2 separate regions of the Mus musculus genome follow, and region 2 is linked to region 1. A link is a loop called in an ENCODE intact Hi-C map of the cell type or tissue named here. Cell type or tissue: heart. All regions are shown on one strand. Each heading gives the region's core, and the rest is flanking DNA. Links, peaks and the distances in the headings are about the cores only.

The links. Peaks named below come from ENCODE experiments on the same cell type or tissue, not always from the same donor. Only the 100,000 strongest peaks of a DNase experiment are listed, where the experiment ranks them.
Region 2: it touches region 1 in a loop (6-fold over the local background); 21 of 42 quality-filtered maps call a loop at or near these places.

What each region holds. Positions count from the first base shown.
Region 1 is chr9:40,752,183-40,760,510 of GRCm38, reverse strand. The region is part of intron 1 of Clmp (CXADR-like membrane protein); the gene reads right to left. Among named protein-coding and RNA genes, the nearest start is that of Hspa8, 45 kb to the left of the region's middle. In heart, for the core only: CTCF peaks have their summits at 2,568 (motif pointing right), 3,030 (motif pointing left) and 3,978 (motif pointing left); DNase peaks (open chromatin) are centred at 2,620, 3,010, 3,320 and 3,950; H3K4me3 peaks cover 1,710 bases; H3K27ac peaks cover 1,753 bases.
Region 2 is chr9:40,800,497-40,808,824 of GRCm38, reverse strand. It overlaps Hspa8 (heat shock protein 8), which reads right to left and starts at 7,549. Exons shown (of 9, transcript NM_031165.5): 1 at 7,477-7,549; 2 at 6,698-6,907; 3 at 6,202-6,407; 4 at 5,934-6,086; 5 at 5,296-5,851; 6 at 4,883-5,085; 7 at 4,462-4,660; 8 at 4,130-4,362; 9 at 3,623-3,893. The coding sequence starts at 6,902. The coding sequence ends at 3,708. It overlaps Snord14c (small nucleolar RNA, C/D box 14C), which reads right to left and starts at 5,242; the gene lies at 5,156-5,242. It overlaps Snord14d (small nucleolar RNA, C/D box 14D), which reads right to left and starts at 4,830; the gene lies at 4,744-4,830. Snord14e (small nucleolar RNA, C/D box 14E) reads right to left here and starts at 4,077; the gene lies at 3,987-4,077. In heart, for the core only: CTCF peaks have their summits at 1,002, 2,285 (motif pointing left), 3,334 (motif pointing right) and 7,387; DNase peaks (open chromatin) are centred at 3,334, 6,734, 6,864, 7,804 and 1 weaker place; H3K4me3 peaks cover 3,754 bases; H3K27ac peaks cover 1,704 bases.

The DNA.
Region 1 (8,328 bases), core at 301-8,300:
TTTGCTGTTGTTATTTGCTTTTTAAAATAAGTTATGAGGTAATTGCTGGGCCTGGTGGTATAGCCTTACAGCCTAGCGATTAGATGGCTGAAGCGGGTAGATGAATGGATCCAGGTAGGCTCAGGCTGCAGAGGAGTTGAAGGCCAACCTTGGAAATTTAGTGAGACCCTGTCTCTGAATAAAAAGTGAAGAGTGAGCCAGGCCGTGGTGGTGCATAATCTAATTCTCAGGAGGCAGAAACAGGCTTATCTCTGTGAGTTTGAGACCACCCCGGTCTACAAAGTAAGTTCCCAGACAACCAGGGTCACACAGTGAGACCCTGTCTCAAAAATACTAAATATGGAAGAAAAAAAAAAAGGCAAGAAGCCTGTGGATTTAGCTTAGTGGGAGGGTGTTTATTTAGCTTGTGAGAAGATCTAGGCTCAGTTTTGTTTTCTTTTTTTTCCGAGACAGGGTTTCTCTGTATAGCCCTAGCTGTCCTGGAACTCACTCTGTAGACCAGGCTGGCCTCGAACTCAGAAATTTGCCTGCCTCTGCCTCCCAAGTGCTGGGATTAAAGGCGTGCGCCACCACTGCCAGGCAATAGGTTCAGTCCTTAGCACTCAATAACAACATAAAACAAATGATATAAGTCAACAGCTCCTTTTTGTTTTTCATTTTTTGTTTATTTCTTGAGGCTTCTCTCTCTGTCTCTGTCTCTCTGTCTGTCTCTGTCTCTCTCTCTCTCTCTCTCTGTGTGTGGTCCTGGCTGTCCTGGATCTCACTCTATAGGCCAGGCTGGCCTTAAACTCAGTATCTGCCTGCCTCTGCCTCCGGAGTGCTGGGATTAAAGGAATGTGCCACCACTGCCCAGTCACAACCATGTCTTTCATCTGTCTACTAGCAGCAGCTTCTGGAAGGATGGCACTCACGGAATCTCTGCATCAACACAGGCAGCTCTAGTGCCTGAAGTTACAAAGTTTCAAAGGCCCTGACGCTCAGGAGAGCCTTCTTATTTTCAAATGAGCTGCTCTAACCACAGAATGATTTTCCGCTTTCTAGCGGCGTGCATTTCGGAGAATGAAAACATGACAAACACCATTGTACTATAAAGGGAAATTATTCATGCTAGGAGAATTATGTAAATCTAGAGAAGTTCATGGGCATCTAATTACAGGGTTCAGGACAGTCTTCCAAGGGCTTGGTAAATATTAGAAATGTTGTATGGAAATCATCTGTCTAGGAGAGGGTAGCACTTCAAGGTTCTAAAAGAAAGGAAACTGCTGGTATCGCTGAGTGCCTTGCTGGTCATGCTGGAACACATCTATAAGCCCAGCTACTTGGGAGGCTGAGCCTAGATGGTCACTTGAACTTGAGCATGACAGTCAGACCCTGTCTTTAAAATAGAGAAAACAAAGGTCAACTCTAACGTCCATGTGCCCCTAATCCCATCACTTGGAGTCTAAGGTAGGAGAATCAAAAGTTTGGGGCCACCCGGGGTAAAAAAAAAAAAAAAATTAAAAAGATGGGGTCAGGGGCTGGTGAGATGACTCAGTGGGTAAGAGCACTGACTGCTCTTCTGACGGTCCTGAGTTCAAATCCCAGCAACCACATGGTGGCTCACAACCACCCATAATGAGACCTGATGCCCTCTTCTGGTGCATCTGAAGACAGCTACAGTGTACTTATATATAATAATAAATAAATCTTAAAAAAAAAAAAAAAAGATGGGGTCAGAGAGTTGGTTCAGCAGTTAAGAGCACTGGCTGTTCTTCCAAACCAGGATTCTTGCCTCTCTTATCACGTGTACCCCAGATGTCAAGTTCTTTTAGAACAAATGTGGTGCAAAGTGCAAGGCTGTGAAATGCAACACACGTGTTACACTTATATTTGAACAAATGTGTATGTGCCGAGCTTATGTGGTGCAACCAATATAGAAATAACTTTTAAAAAAAGATTTATTATATCTAAGTACACTGTAGCTGTCTTCAGACACACCAGAAGAAGGCATCCAATCCCATTACAGATGGTTGTGAGTCACCATGTGGTTGCTGGGAATTGAACTCAGGACCTCCAGAAGAGCAGTCAGTGCTCTTAACTGCTGAGTCATCTCTCCAGCCCAAAATCATACTTTCAAAATCATACTTTTACTGCCTATGTGAGAAGATTTCCTGTAAACTAACATAGTTTTGCTTTTGGTTTTTGCTTTTGTGAGTCTGAATACATAGCAGATAGCCAGTCAGCATTTAGACCTATTTTACTGTTGAGTGAACCTTGGCACAGGGGAGGAACATCGTGAGATGAGGTCCGGTTAAATCATTTAGAGTGGAAATGCTCTATAACATTGCCGGTTCTCCTTCAGCCCACATGGCAGCCCTCAGGAAAGCGGAGAAACTGACTGCACTGTACTGTGTTGGGCTTGGCCGAGGATGCGCTAGCTTTCATTCGCCGCTGAAACCCGCAGAGTTGTCTTAGCTTCGTGCAAAGCTCAAGAACTGTACACCACCCTCGTGCATCCAGGAGGCCCTTGCTATATGCAGAATAAACAAATGCAAAGGCTCTGCTGTGAGACTTGCTGAGGGAGGCCACTAGAGGGAAACAAAGGCCCAGATTTGGACGATGTCCCCAGAGGGCCGGAACAAGGTGGTGGGCGGTGTACACTGCGCTCTCTAGCTTCTATTTATAACACATCCAGAATTAAATACAGCAGCGCCAGGAGGGTGCCTTCGTGAATACAAACGACTTCAGCGAGGCAGGGAGTGTCAACCAGAGCCTACGGATCTGCCTATTTTCTTGAACCTTAAGTCCCCGTCCTCCCTCCTCCCGACCCCCCCCCACCTCCTCCCCACCATCCTCCCCCCTCCCCCCAACTCCAAGATGCTACCAGATTTCTGGGATTTTTTTTTTTTTTGGTCATCTTAAGAAATAATTTTTACCATATGTTGAATCTACAGTTTGAGCTGGCAGGGCCCTCGGTAGTGTTTGTGGGAACTGCTTAGCATGTGCCTGCCATCTGGTGGGTGAGAGGGAATGGGCAGGTCCAGCCACCCTCTGGCTGCTAGCATAGGATTTCCTGGGCAACAGGGATCAACCTTAGGGCGAAGAAACCCTTACAGTCGGTATAACTTAGGAGGAGATCACAGCCTGGCCAAGCTAGTGAGTCGCAGGGGTTCAGGGAAGGGAAGAATTTTTGAAATTTTTGCTGCAGTATTTATCGATAGGAAGCGGGGTTTGGAAAGAGGCTTCTTGTGTATATGCAAAACGCCTTCCTGGAAGCCTTGGGCTTTCCCTAGTGGGGATTTCACGGGCAACTCAGACACTTAACAAGGTGCTAGTGGGAACCTCTCAGCCTTAGCGTTATCAACAGCCACTCCCCCACCCCCATCCCCCGGCCTGGGGTCAGCTGCCCTGGAAACCGCTCCCTCCGTGCTCCTCCATGGTAAGGTGGGACTAATTCTTCGTGTACTTGCTGCTTAAGATTAGCTTAAGATTTTGCGCTCTAAAACCTTGGGTCTCATTGGACTCCTTTGATCATTCCAGACTTTTTTTCAAAAAGACCAGGCAAGAAGGAGTTTTAACAAAAAACATATTCATATCCCCCGCCCCTCTCATAAGGGATAGTGGGCTGGGCCGTGACCAAAGAACAACCTCTAACCTCTCTTCTTCCTAAATAAGACTTTACTACTTTCCCAAAGCTCATTGAATGCCCAAGGCGGACAACTTGTCCCTAGTCACCCATGTTTGCTCTTCCTGAAAGGTTACCCCATGAGTACAGGCTCCCTACATGTTCCCAAGCTCCGAGTAATGAACTAAGGAAATGACCCCTGAATGTATAGTCAAAGCAGGCTCTAGGCAAGGCCGCAGCTCTTGGTGTAGGAGTTATCATCCAAGTAATTTACCAGCCTGTGTAGATCAGAGTTTACAAAGTTAGAGCATCCCATGGCAGGGATCGAAAGTCTGGTCTTTCACATTGTGCAGTATACAGTACAGTGCCCTCTAGTGGGCGACACAGATGTAGCCTCCCTTTCTTCCATTGAGTGAGAACATTTTTCAATGGTTAGGGGACATTTAGTATTCACTAACCTTGAGTGGGAGGAGTTTCCCCATATTTTGCTTTACCCAGAATGCTCCAGTAAGCCTCAGGAGAATGGATGCATCGGATATACGTAAGAAAGTAAGGTATTAGAAAGTAAAGTCATTCGGATATTTGCAAGCCTGAAGCAGGGAAAAAGCTGTGAATACTGTGACTTCAAAGTTAGCCTGGGCTACACTGACTTATCCTGTCTAAAAGCAAAACACAGAGAATGAACAAAAACAAAGGGAAAAGCCGTATTTCATTGTATAGATCAAGAATTAAGACACGGGCTGGTGAGATGGCTCTGAGTTCAAATCCCAACAACCACATGGTCGCTCACAACTATCTGTAATGGGGTCAGGTCCCCTCTTCTGGCTTGCAGGCATACATGTATACATAATAAATAAATCTTTAAAAAAATTAAGACACACAGTGACTCAAGCCAAGTTGTAGAGTCCTGTGGGGTGTGGGGGTGTATGTGTATGCATGAGTGAGGCATTCACACTTTCTGGAACACTGTATACATTTCATGAGGCACCATGGACCCGGATTTAGACAGTCTCCTGACCTCTCTCAGCCTTTTCTTCTCTGCTTGTTTTTGTTTTTTGTTTGTTTATTTGTAGACAGGGTTTCTCTGTGAAGTTCTGCCTGTCCTGGAACTTGCTTTGAAGACCAAGGATCTCGGACTCTGAGATCCGCCTGTCTCTGCCTCCTGAGTGCTGGGATTAAAGACATGCACCACTACCCCCACTCCCAACACGCCTTTTCTTCTCTGTAAAACGAAGAAAGGTTGTTGGAAGGATTGTACATGGCCTGGGTAAAAGATCTAACAAGGCACCCACTCAACAAACGGTGGTTATTATTAACGACAGTCACACTGTGTTGTAAAAGACAAAGAGAAACAGGCACAAGGAGGCAAACCAGGATTGTGAGGTGTTCTGGGGAGTCAGGCATGCTGTGGCTGCAGATTGGAGGGAAGGGAGAACACACCAGGTGGAGGGAGCATCTGGAGCTGGGGGAGCACCTGGAGCTGGGGGAGCATCTGGAGCTGGGGGAGCACCTGGAGCTGGGGGAGCATCTGGAGCTGGGGGAACACCTGGAGCTGGGGGAGCACCTGGAGCTGGGGGAGCACCTGGAGCTGGGGGAGCATCTGGAGCTGGGGGAGCACCTGGAGCTGGGGGAGCACCTGGAGCTGAGGGAGAACGTGGCCTCTCTTGCCAGCTTCACTGACAGCTAGTGAGGTTCCTTTTCTACCCAGCATATGTTTCCTTCTAAGCCTTGGACCCAGCCCATTCCGGGATCTCCATATGAAGGTCTTCAGAGGAGAGAAAAAAACTACATAGGCTATGTGTTGCTAACCACCAGACCAGACCTATTTCAGCGACTTCTTTAATGCAAACATATTTGGTATTTAGACAAAGCCAAAAGCTAAAGGAATGAGGCCAGCGGAATTTCAAACATCTGGAAACTGGGATGGTGTCCCCCTGAGAGGACATTTGTTCCAGGAGTCTCTGAAATAGTGGGGTGGCCACAAGGACTAGGCTTTAGTCAGGAGATGGGTCGCAGGGATTTAGCTCCACACCCTAGGCTGGGTTTTAAGTAAACGATAGGAAGAAGAAAAGAAAGGAGGGGTTGGGGATAAGGAGAAGGTGACAGGAAGATGGTGAAGGGGACAAAAAGAGGAAAGGAGGAGAGGGAGAGGGGAATAATAGAATATGAGTAATGAGAGCCCAGTATTGACGGAAACAATAATGGGGATAGGTTTTTGTTATTGTTGTTGTTGTTTTGTTTTGTTTTTTGTTTTTGGTTTTGGTTTTTCAAGACAAGGTTTCTCTGTGTAGCCCTGGCTGTCCTGGAACTCACTTTGTAGAGCAGGCTGGCCTCGGACTCAGAAATCCGCCTGCCTCTGCCTCCCAAGTGCTGGGATTAAGGGCGTGCGCCACCACACCTGGCTTTGGGGATAGGTTTTTCCTCTGTGATTTGTTACTGTAGGGCTGAGGCTCAAAGCCCTGGGCCTTGTACATGTTGGGCAAATACTTAACCACGGAACTACATCCCTAGCCCTAAGTATTAGGATTTAGGTAAAATATTAGGTCTTAGGTGGAATGTTATGGCCTAGATAAAATGTTAAGGCCTGGGTAACTGTTACCTGGCTAGCCTGCCTTTATAAGGAAATTTTCTCATATGTTTCTGCTGTTACTAAGAAACCCTCTAATGCCAAGATTGAGTACATATTCTGTTACGTTCTGAGCCCTTGGAAACCGATCCTGATAGAAGACAGTAGAACTGTTTTGTATCGTTACCTGTAATAAGCTTGGACCTGAACCAACTCCCCAACAGCTCTTCCTGCAGCTGTGTATAAGCTTTTATGATATAAGCTGCCCCTAGGATGGACCCCAATATAAGAGAGACACCTGCACTAATTTAAGAAATTATTTGGAGTAAGATTTTCATTTTGAGTAGTGGTCGAGTAAAGTTTAAATTCTCAAGACTTCCCTGGGAACTGACATCCTACTTGGCAGAAAGAGACATGTATGTGGGTAACTGCCATCCTGGTTGGCAAGTTAATTACATGAATGTTAGACAAGTCCCATCCTGGTAGACAAGTTAAAATATGAATGTTAGACAAGGCAAGCCCCGCCCTTGATTCATGTCAAGTTAGGACATGAATATTAGACAAGGCAAGTCCCCTGCCACAGTTCAATACCCAACCAATGGAAACAGGATAAACATACAACTAAGACAAGTTCCTTAGGAAATCCCCTATCCCTAAATCCTGATTGGTGAAATAACTTGGCATAGATATTTGTGGATTTGGGGCTTAAAAAACCCTATAGAATCCTAACTCAGTGTCATGGTTCAATTCCCGAATTTGGGGTGTATGCCCAGTAAACTATCCCTTTCTGACTGTCACTGTATGGTTTGTGAGGTGATTCCTGCACCCCAGCACTTAAGTTTTCAGATGAAACAAAGGCTGATCAAAGCCAAAGCTCATGTCAGGTGTGGCAGTGGCCACCTTTAATCCCAGCATTGGAGGCAGAGACAGGTGGATCTCTGAGTTTGAAGGTAGCCTTGCCTATACAATGAATTCCAGGTCAATTAAGGCTACACAGTGAATGTATGTCTCAAAAAGGGAGGAAAGAAAGAAGGGATGAGGACTCACCCTTTCCCCGCTCTGTGACAGGCTGGCTATTATGTGATTTAATGTGGCTGCCCACATTAAGAACTTCCAGTGTTCTCTTTACTTACCAAGTGCAGATGGCACTAGGAATACAAAGACGTGGGCCTCATGTCCCCTATGGCCCTCAGACAGCTGATGGTTAATGATACCTTCAATTTTTTTTTTTTTTTTGGTTTTTCGAGACAGGATTTCTCTGTATAGCTCTGGCTGTCCTGGAACTCACTTTGTAGACCAGGCTGGCCTTGAACTCAGAAATCTGCCTGCCTCTGCCTCCTGAGTGCTGGGATTAAAGGCATGCGCCACCACGCCTGGCTACCTTCAATTACTTTAACAGTTAACTAACTCAGCTCCTTCCAAAGCCTCGTCCCAAGTGAGGCCAGTGACTACAGAGTGAACTGATGCTATCCGTTCTGTTTAGCAAAAACTGAAGCCATGTGGTTTATAGGAAGCACCATGGAGATAGCTCCCGTCTGGTCACCCTCCCCGCACCCCAGTACAGTGGGAAACAGATCATTTCTATTAACTATGTATGCACCAAGCTAGGTAGACAAGTTAATCTCATTGGGCACTCTGGAGGTAGATACATAATTGTCTTGCCAGCTGGGAGTCTGAGCCAAACAGAAAGAGAACTTTGATAGAGATATGTTGGGAGTTACATCCAGACACAAGTACAGGGTCGGAACCTGGAATCAAATAAGAGTTTAATGGACCACTGGTTGATATGACTGTGAATTTAAGCGCAAGGCTGCACTCCTGGCAGTATGATGTTGCAGACACAGGAGTGACAGCCCACTGCATTTTATAGGAGCCAAGCCGTTACATTAAGCACAGCTATGTGCAGTGCTAGGCATTAAAAGCTGGATGAGGCTTTGATGGAAAAAACAATAGAAATTTGCTGTCAGAGGATTGTAAGCAGGAAGTGATGAAGTTGGAGAGTCATGTCTAAAGTACAGTTAGCACAATTATAGGTGAAAGTCAGCAGGACAGAATACTACAGGGCAGTCTAACATCTGTCTTCCCAAATATTTAAAAGATGGCAAAAGAGCCAGGCTTGGAGGCCCAGGCCTGTAATCCCAGTGACAAGGGGAGCTGA
Region 2 (8,328 bases), core at 68-8,067, 49 kb before region 1:
GTCAGTTGACATCACCAGCTACAGCATTAATGCGAGCTCACAAAGGAAGCCCAGCCTTATATTATCACTTCTCTCTCTTCCAAATTACCACGTAATGCAGGCCGCGGGCTGCCTGTGACATGTTACCACTATACACGATTTGTTGGGATTGGACTAAACATTTCACAGCTATAGATTTCATCAGAGACTTGATGACAGAAATAAACCGCCATCCACGAGGAAATGACTGGAAATAATAGAATTAGGCATTGTTTGGGAATCCGGAGGGGCAACGGAGGGATGACAAAGTAGGAAGGAAAAAGAGCCCCACAGCTGGTAGCCTGCTGTGGGGAGCGGCTCCAGAGAAAGACTGCAGTTAAAAGACCTGACACTCCATCTCACTGAAGAACAGGAATTTGGATTTTGTCCTAGGGTTCCCTTTCTGGTTTTGCACACGAATTGGGAAGCTTCTTTCCCTTTGACAACCTGGAATGTGATGGCTGTGGGCTGTGGGCTGACCTGTCACTGAGTTCTAATCCCAGAACCTCCGAGAATGACTTTCCGTGCACAGCTGCCTGGGAAGCTAATGTTTAAGGTTGTGCTTCTAAAAGGCTAAATGTACACAGTGACAAGCAGCACAGTAGGGCAGCAGGTGACTGGAGAGTCAGAAGATTCCCTCCCTGACAAGCATGGCTCTCATCCAAATGTTGATTTCAGACTTTCAGTCTCTCCACTGGAGACAGTAAGTCTGTTGTTTTAAAGTACCTCTCTCTGTGTGTGTGTGTGTGTGTGTGTGTGTGTGTGTGTGTGTGTGTGTGTGTGTCGCTCTGTATGGGACCCTTAGGAAATAGTGTGCACTCATAGCTAATGATAGCCCATTTACGGAGCCCTTTCCCAAGTCAGCTGCAGGGCTAAATGGTTTGCACACACGGGCTCACTTCATTCTCCTGACGATCCTAAGGTCGAATATTGTAACCCCCACTTCTTAGGTAGTTCCTGAAACGTAATCTGCTCATCGTTGCACAACGTTAGAGGGCACTGCAGGTCTCTGGACAGAAACCCAAGAAATAGCAAAGCAACAAAGAGCTTCTGTTGAACTTCCCAAGCTACTTCCAATTGACATCATTGCTTGCAGCTGGCCGCCTTTCAAGTCTCAAGTCTCTAGTATTTCCTGAGAGTGGAAACTATTTGGTTTGAATTGAGCCCCAACGCATCAAAACATCAGATAGTCTCACCATTGCATTCTTCCTGCCTCTATCTCCTAAATGCTAGATTGCAGCCAGGAGGCATGTCTCCTACCCTTACGTACTTGTGAGAATACACTTTTACTTCTTCTATTCCTTCTCAATCTTCCCAACTACTCTAACAGTTCTCTCCCATTTGCTCTTCCCTGCCTACAGCAGCTTGGTGGAAAACGTTAAGACAGTCACAAAAGACCATGTGTTGTGCCTTCCTTGTCTCCAAAGTGTTCAGAATGGATAGCTAAGGGAGTGTGGGGCCAAAAAAACCACAGCAATAATGCTATAGGGTTTTCTTGACTAGATTGTTTTGCATCGTTCTTTGAATGTACACAAAGTATATCTACCACATCCCCAGAGCAAAGCAGATGGTATATGAATTGTTATAGCTCTCGTCTTAAGAGTCGGTTGCTAGAGCCAAGGCTGACCTTGAACTCAACTCACTATCCCATTACAGAGGACCCTGAACTTCTGATCCTTTCCTTTTCACCTCCCAAGTGCTACCATATCACACCAAGTTTGGTGTGGTGCCAAGACTGAATCCTGCTGGCCAAGCATTACCGCCTGAGCTGAGCCACAGTGCCCAGCAGCCTTGCCAAACATCAGCTCAGAAGAAAGACTCCTTGACCACTGTGTCTTTGTTCCACTCTTCTCACTCATAAGCACTAAACTTTACTCAAGCCAGACCCCACACCATTCCTGACCAGGCACTTGCTCATTCTACAATGCCATACTCAGGAATATGGATGTTTGACTTTGGGTTGGTCTATCACTAGCTTGCACTAACCATCTTGTGCAAGCCCAGGGTTAACTTCAAGCCCTTTGCGATGCTGCCAATAAGCAAAAGGCACCTGCTCCCATTTGACAAATGTTCTAGTGGGGTATGGTGGATCATGCTAATCCCAACACTCAGGAGGCAGAGGCAGAAGTTGGCAGAGTTTGAGGGCTAAAGAAAGCCTACCTTGGAGGAAAAAAAAAAAAAAAAAGCTCCAGTAGCTTTCCCAAGGACCCTGGCAGTTGCTTTATAATTAGCTACCACTGCCATCTGCTGGACAAAGACGTCAAGTCATTAAGCACAAGGAACACTTGTAAAATGTCTTCCCATGAAGAAAAGGGTTATTCCACCTATAAGCCTAGAGCCTTGAACTCAAATTACATTGAAATACTGTACTACTGTGGAGAACTTTTGCTGTGGCTCATAGCAAAAGCATTTCCCTTAGTTTAAAGGTCTGTTACTTGTGAAATATAGCACTAAAGATGCATTATAGTTAAATTTTAACTAAGACTGGCTTGGTAGTGATTGTCAGTACTTTCCAGGGAAACCTGAAACCAGCTTGAATAGCCAGGAAAAAGGTAAGTATTCTAATCCATGTAAAACGGATTTAGGATCCCTTCAAAACTGAAAGCAGTGGCTCACGCTTAACATCCTCTAGTTTTACTTATAACTTGACTTAATTCCAAGGCTTTTCCATAAACTTAGTTTTCACTTTTAGTACTACACAATTCTCAGCAAAATCAGTTTAACCATTTTGTGCAAGCCCAGGCATGACTTCCAAGTGTAGGGGGCAGGGGAACAGTTGTACTAGCAAGCCTACTGCCTGCCTTCAGTCCCCAAAATACACATTTGATCTATTCTAACCCCAGTTGTGCACCCACACTATCACTTAAAAAGGAAAACTGAAATGTTCTTATAACAGCAACCACCATGGGTTTCAGATGAACGCTGCACAGAAAAATTTCCTTGCAGTTGGTTGTCTGGACCTAAGTACCCTATCCTATTAAATTACATGTATCTCCCCAACTTTCAGTACAGTAGAATGGCAGTTTAATCCCAACATTAGGGAACTAGAAGAGCAGTCTCCTGCCAAGGCAAAACATCCAGTAGTATTAGAAATACCAAGTGCCAGAGGCTGCAGATGGACCTCACTCAGCATGACAGTACTCCCAGCAGATGAAAAAAGCAGGGTTTGTTTAGCCCTGGAACTCTGGTAGACCCGGCTGGCCTCAGGAATCTACCTCCCAAGTACTGGCATTAAAGGCGAGCCTTTATTCTCCCCTAATTATTAGTACTACATCAAGTTACTAGGCTTTGCTGCATGCAGACCTCTGAAACAAGGCTGGCCACTAGGTGGCAGTTTAACACTAGATTATACAAGCAAATGGACTTAGAAGGCCAAGTCCCCATCTGCACCCATAGATTTCATAGCTGAGAACCAGCACCCTGTGTTCATTTAGCTTGTCAAATGTTATCCAGGTTCAAGGTAAACCTGTAGCCTGGGGCTAGACCTGCTTACTGGCAGTGTTGGCTCTCCCAGCTTGAGAAGCACCTAAATCCTAGGCCAGCTAGAGACAAGACCGTCTCAACCTGTCCCTGTTTCTTACATTTAACTCAGTCAGGACAACTGTATGGTGCCAATTTAAATAGTTTTATTATTCCATGTTACTTGTTTTGGGTCCCTGTGGAACAAAGCTACACCTTCTTGGACTGACTTAATCCACCTCTTCAATGGTGGGGCCTGAAGAAGCACCACCAGATGGGGGAGCTCCTCCACCTGGGAAGCCACCAGGCATTCCCCCAGGCATGCCACCTGCACTCTGGTACAGCTTGGTAATGATAGGGTTGCAGACTTTCTCCAGTTCTTTCTGCTGATGCTCAAATTCTTCCTTCTCTGCAGTCTGAGAAAAAAGAAATCAAATTTATTAAAAGATCTCCAATTACTTTGGGGGGAGGAGACTGACAACTAAGCCTAAAGAACCCTTAGCTATTGAGTCACTCAGACATCCAAGGAAGGTAACTGCCAACACTGCCTTGCGTTCTGGTGGAAACCGCGAATGTTTGGACCATTCATCATCATTGTGACCCCTCTCAGCCCTTTTCTGAATGAACATCTACTTATTGGCAAAACACATACCTGGTTCTTATCCAGCCAGCTGATGATTTCATTGCACTTGTCAAGAATCTTCTGTTTGTCCTCATCATTGATCTTGCCTTGAAGTTTCTCATCTTCCACAGTTGCTTTCATGTTGAAGGCATAGGACTCCAGTGAGTTCTTGGAGGAAACCTTATCTCTCTGCTTCTCATCCTCAGCCTTGTACTTCTCAGCTTCTTGGACCATGCGCTCAATATCTTCCTTACTCAAGCGGCCTGATGATGAAAGTTACAAAATCATGAGCATGTCTCTTTAATGGTAAGAGCAAACCTTGTTCTTTCTATTCAGAAAGAAAGCAGCAGGTCCATACTTACCCTTGTCATTGGTGATGGTGATCTTGTTCTCCTTTCCTGTGCTCTTATCTACAGCAGAAACATTGAGGATGCCATTGGCATCGATGTCAAAAGTAACCTCAATCTGAGGGACCCCACGGGGTGCTGGAGGGATGCCTGTGAGCTCGAACTTTCCAAGCAGGTTGTTGTCCTTGGTCATGGCCCTTTCACCTTCATACACCTAGAAGAGACAATAAAAATTAAGACATCCAATTTTAGAAACTACTGCTCGTGTGGCTTAAGCTCAAATTTGGGGAAGATAAGTTCGCTCAGACATCCAAGGAAGGAACTAGCCAACACAGCATTTCTGGTGGAAACTACGAATGGTTTTGGAATCCATCATCACAGCGAGGAACTTCCCTGGGCTTTCTATACAAGCTACAAAATTCTAGGGACAACATACCTGAATGAGTACACCAGGCTGGTTGTCAGAGTAGGTGGTGAAAGTCTGTGTCTGCTTGGTGGGGATGGTGGTATTGCGCTTGATGAGGACAGTCATGACTCCGCCAGCAGTTTCAATACCAAGGGAAAGAGGAGTGACATCCAAGAGCAGCAAATCCTGAACGTTCTCAGACTTGTCTCCAGATAGAATGGCTGCCTGGACAGCTATAAAAAGAAAAAAAATGTTAGAAACAACGCACTGTAACTGCAGTCTACTCAACATATGTATGTTTCATTCGCTCAGACATCCAAGGAAGGAACTAGCCAACACAGTACTTCTGGTGGAAACTACGAATGGTTTTGGAATCCATCATCACAGCGAATCTTACAGGACTTGTTGAGATTATAAAGACTATAAAGGCTGTATGTATTTACCTGCACCATAGGCAACAGCTTCATCGGGGTTAATGCTCTTGTTCAGCTCTTTTCCATTGAAGAAGTCTTGCAGAAGTTTCTGAATCTTGGGGATTCTGGTAGAACCACCCACCAAGACAATATCATGGATCTGTGACTTGTCCAGCTTGGCATCTCGAAGGGCCTTCTCTACAGGGTCCAGTGTGCCACGGAACAGGTCAGCATTCAACTCCTCAAATCGAGCCCGGGTAATGGAGGTATAGAAGTCAATTCCCTCATAGAGAGAATCAATCTCAATACTGGCCTGGGTGCTGGAGGAGAGGGTGCGCTTGGCCCGCTCGCAGGCCGTGCGGAGACGGCGGACAGCTCTCTTGTTCTCACTGATGTCTTTCTTGTGCTTTCGCTTGAACTCAGCAATGAAATGATTGACCATTCGGTTGTCAAAATCTTCTCCACCTAAGTGGGTGTCTCCAGCTGTTGATTTGACCTCAAAAATTCCATCCTCAATAGTGAGGATTGACACATCAAAAGTGCCACCTCCCAAGTCAAAAATGAGCACATTCCTTTCAGCTCCGACCTGTCAAATAAGACATTCTTAGCTCAGGCCTGTTTCTGGCAAGTTAACCCTAACAAAGTTGTACTTGATTTGAAATGCCTACCTTCTTATCTAAGCCGTAAGCAATAGCAGCAGCAGTTGGTTCATTGATGATTCGAAGTACATTGAGGCCAGCAATAGTTCCAGCATCTTTTGTTGCCTGTCGCTGAGAGTCATTGAAGTAAGCGGGCACTGTGACCACAGCGTTGGTAACGGTCTAAAAAACAATGAATTGCACAATTGTTTGGTTGGCAAATTCCCGATCAGAATGTGTGAATTAAACATAAAGGTAACACCCATCTCAAATGGCACCTGTTAAAAAAAAAACCCACCTTTCCGAGGTACGCTTCTGCAATTTCCTTCATCTTTGTCAGAACCATGGAGGACACTTCCTCTGGGTAGAAACTTTTTGTCTCCCCTTTGTATTCCACTTGGACCTTGGGCCTGCCTGCATCATTCACCACCATGAAGGGCCAGTGCTTCATATCAGACTGAACAACAGCATCATCAAACCTACGCCCGATCAGACGTTTGGCATCTGTAAAATATTAAACATACCTCATCACACTCCTTAGTGCCTATCACTGCAAAAAAAAAAAAAACCAAAAAAACAGAAAACAAAAACCTGCAGCACCCATCTAGATGGACGTAATCTCTAGTGCAGGAAGCCAAGGCCCATATTTAAAATCTTGTGGCCTTATATTGTCATATTTAAACAGTTGCAATCTCAGGCTGCAGTTATTAAGGCAGATCTGTTTCTACATTCCAAATGCCCTGCCCCCCAGCCCTTTTACTCATGCTAGTGGCACAAAGATGCTGGCGACTTACCAAAAACTGTGTTGGTGGGGTTCATTGCAACCTGATTCTTGGCCGCATCCCCAATTAATCTCTCTGTGTCCGTGAAAGCAACATAGCTTGGCGTGGTGCGGTTACCCTGGTCATTGGCAATAATTTCCACCTTTCCATGCTGGAAGACACCCACACAGGAGTAGGTGGTGCCGAGATCAATGCCAACTGCAGGTCCCTTAGACATGGTTGCTATTAGAAAAAAAAAGGAGGGGGGCTAAGCACTCGCTTTCCGGCTTTTATCCAGTCCGCAGTGGGTCTGGACTTGGTGACCCAGACCTATCACCTGAAGCCACGCGGCAGGCTCGTGGCAGCAGTGCTGCAGTATAGGTGGTCTGTGCCAAGCCTGGCACAGCCCGCCCAAGGCTCAAGGAACCATCTGTCCTAAAGGTCTGCGACAATGGTGGAGCACGTGGCCACCTCCGAGCGCCCCCCGAACCCCCCCCACCCGGACCGCGCACCGCGGGAGCCAGGATCCCCCTTTCCCACCTCGGGGGGCCCTGCCCTGTGGGCGCCGGGCAGAAGCCTTATATTTGAAGTCACAGACAGGATAAAAAGACCAGGGCGCCTGTGGCTCCCCTCCCCCGCCACGCGGAGCCACAAGGCCATGGCGGCGCCGCCCTGACTCAGCCCATCCTCCGGATCTGCTGCAGTCTCTGTCCCTGGTGGTGACGGCCTGAGCTGCAGCCGCCGCCTAAGAGACTCCCCGGGACTCCTGCACCACCCCGGACCCCCGCAAACCCCCGAGTCCCATGCCTCACCTTGTGTGTAGGCCCAGCTGCGCTGACGACGAGACCACACAAATGCCAGGCAGCTGCCTCCGCGTTCAATGAGACCGGTTTCCGCCCGCTTCCCTCTCTCTTATACCCTGTCTTAGAACCTTCCAGAAGGGTGCCGCCCCATCCCGCTGCCGATCATAGCTTCTTAGCCAATGGACGACCAGCCCTTGCCGACTGCACTAATGAAGAGCCAGAACGCTCGCCTAGGTCCCGCCTTCTCCCCGCCCCGCCTCGCGATGACGCACGACCGCGGCGTTCTGGAACTTTCACGCTCGCCCCCGCTCTGGGAACGGCCCGGGGGGAGCGGAGAAGGCGGGGCGCCGGGAGCCCGCGCGCGGGAGTCCTCTGTCACTCAGAGCTGCTGGGGGAGGGGAGAGGGTCGCCGGCGAGTGCGCGTGCGCGACCCGGCAGCGCAGGCGGGAGGGGGCGGAAGGATGCCCTGGGAGGAAGGCGGGTACCTCCGCGACGGACCAATGAGAGCAGCGTTCGGCCGGATCCCTACCTCTTGGGACCCCGGGCTGCCTGAGAGAAGAGCCTGAGGGAGGGGGAGTCCGGGAAGAGAAGACGGAAGTGGGGCGAGGACAAAATGGCTGCGAAGGTTGTTGCGCCCCTCCCCCACACGACCCTCGGTCCTTCTCCCTGAGCCCGGCGGTTTCCCGGCCTCGGGCTTGGTCCACCCCAGCCTGAGACTAAGGAGCACTGCTAGGCTTCTTGTTTCGTGCTGCCAGCTTGTGGGAGGCTAAGCCGCCGCGCTATCTCGCTGGCTTTCCCCACCCCTCACCCCCCACAAAATGGGACACCTCGATTCCCCCCCCCCCCAGTGCGGAGGCTCGA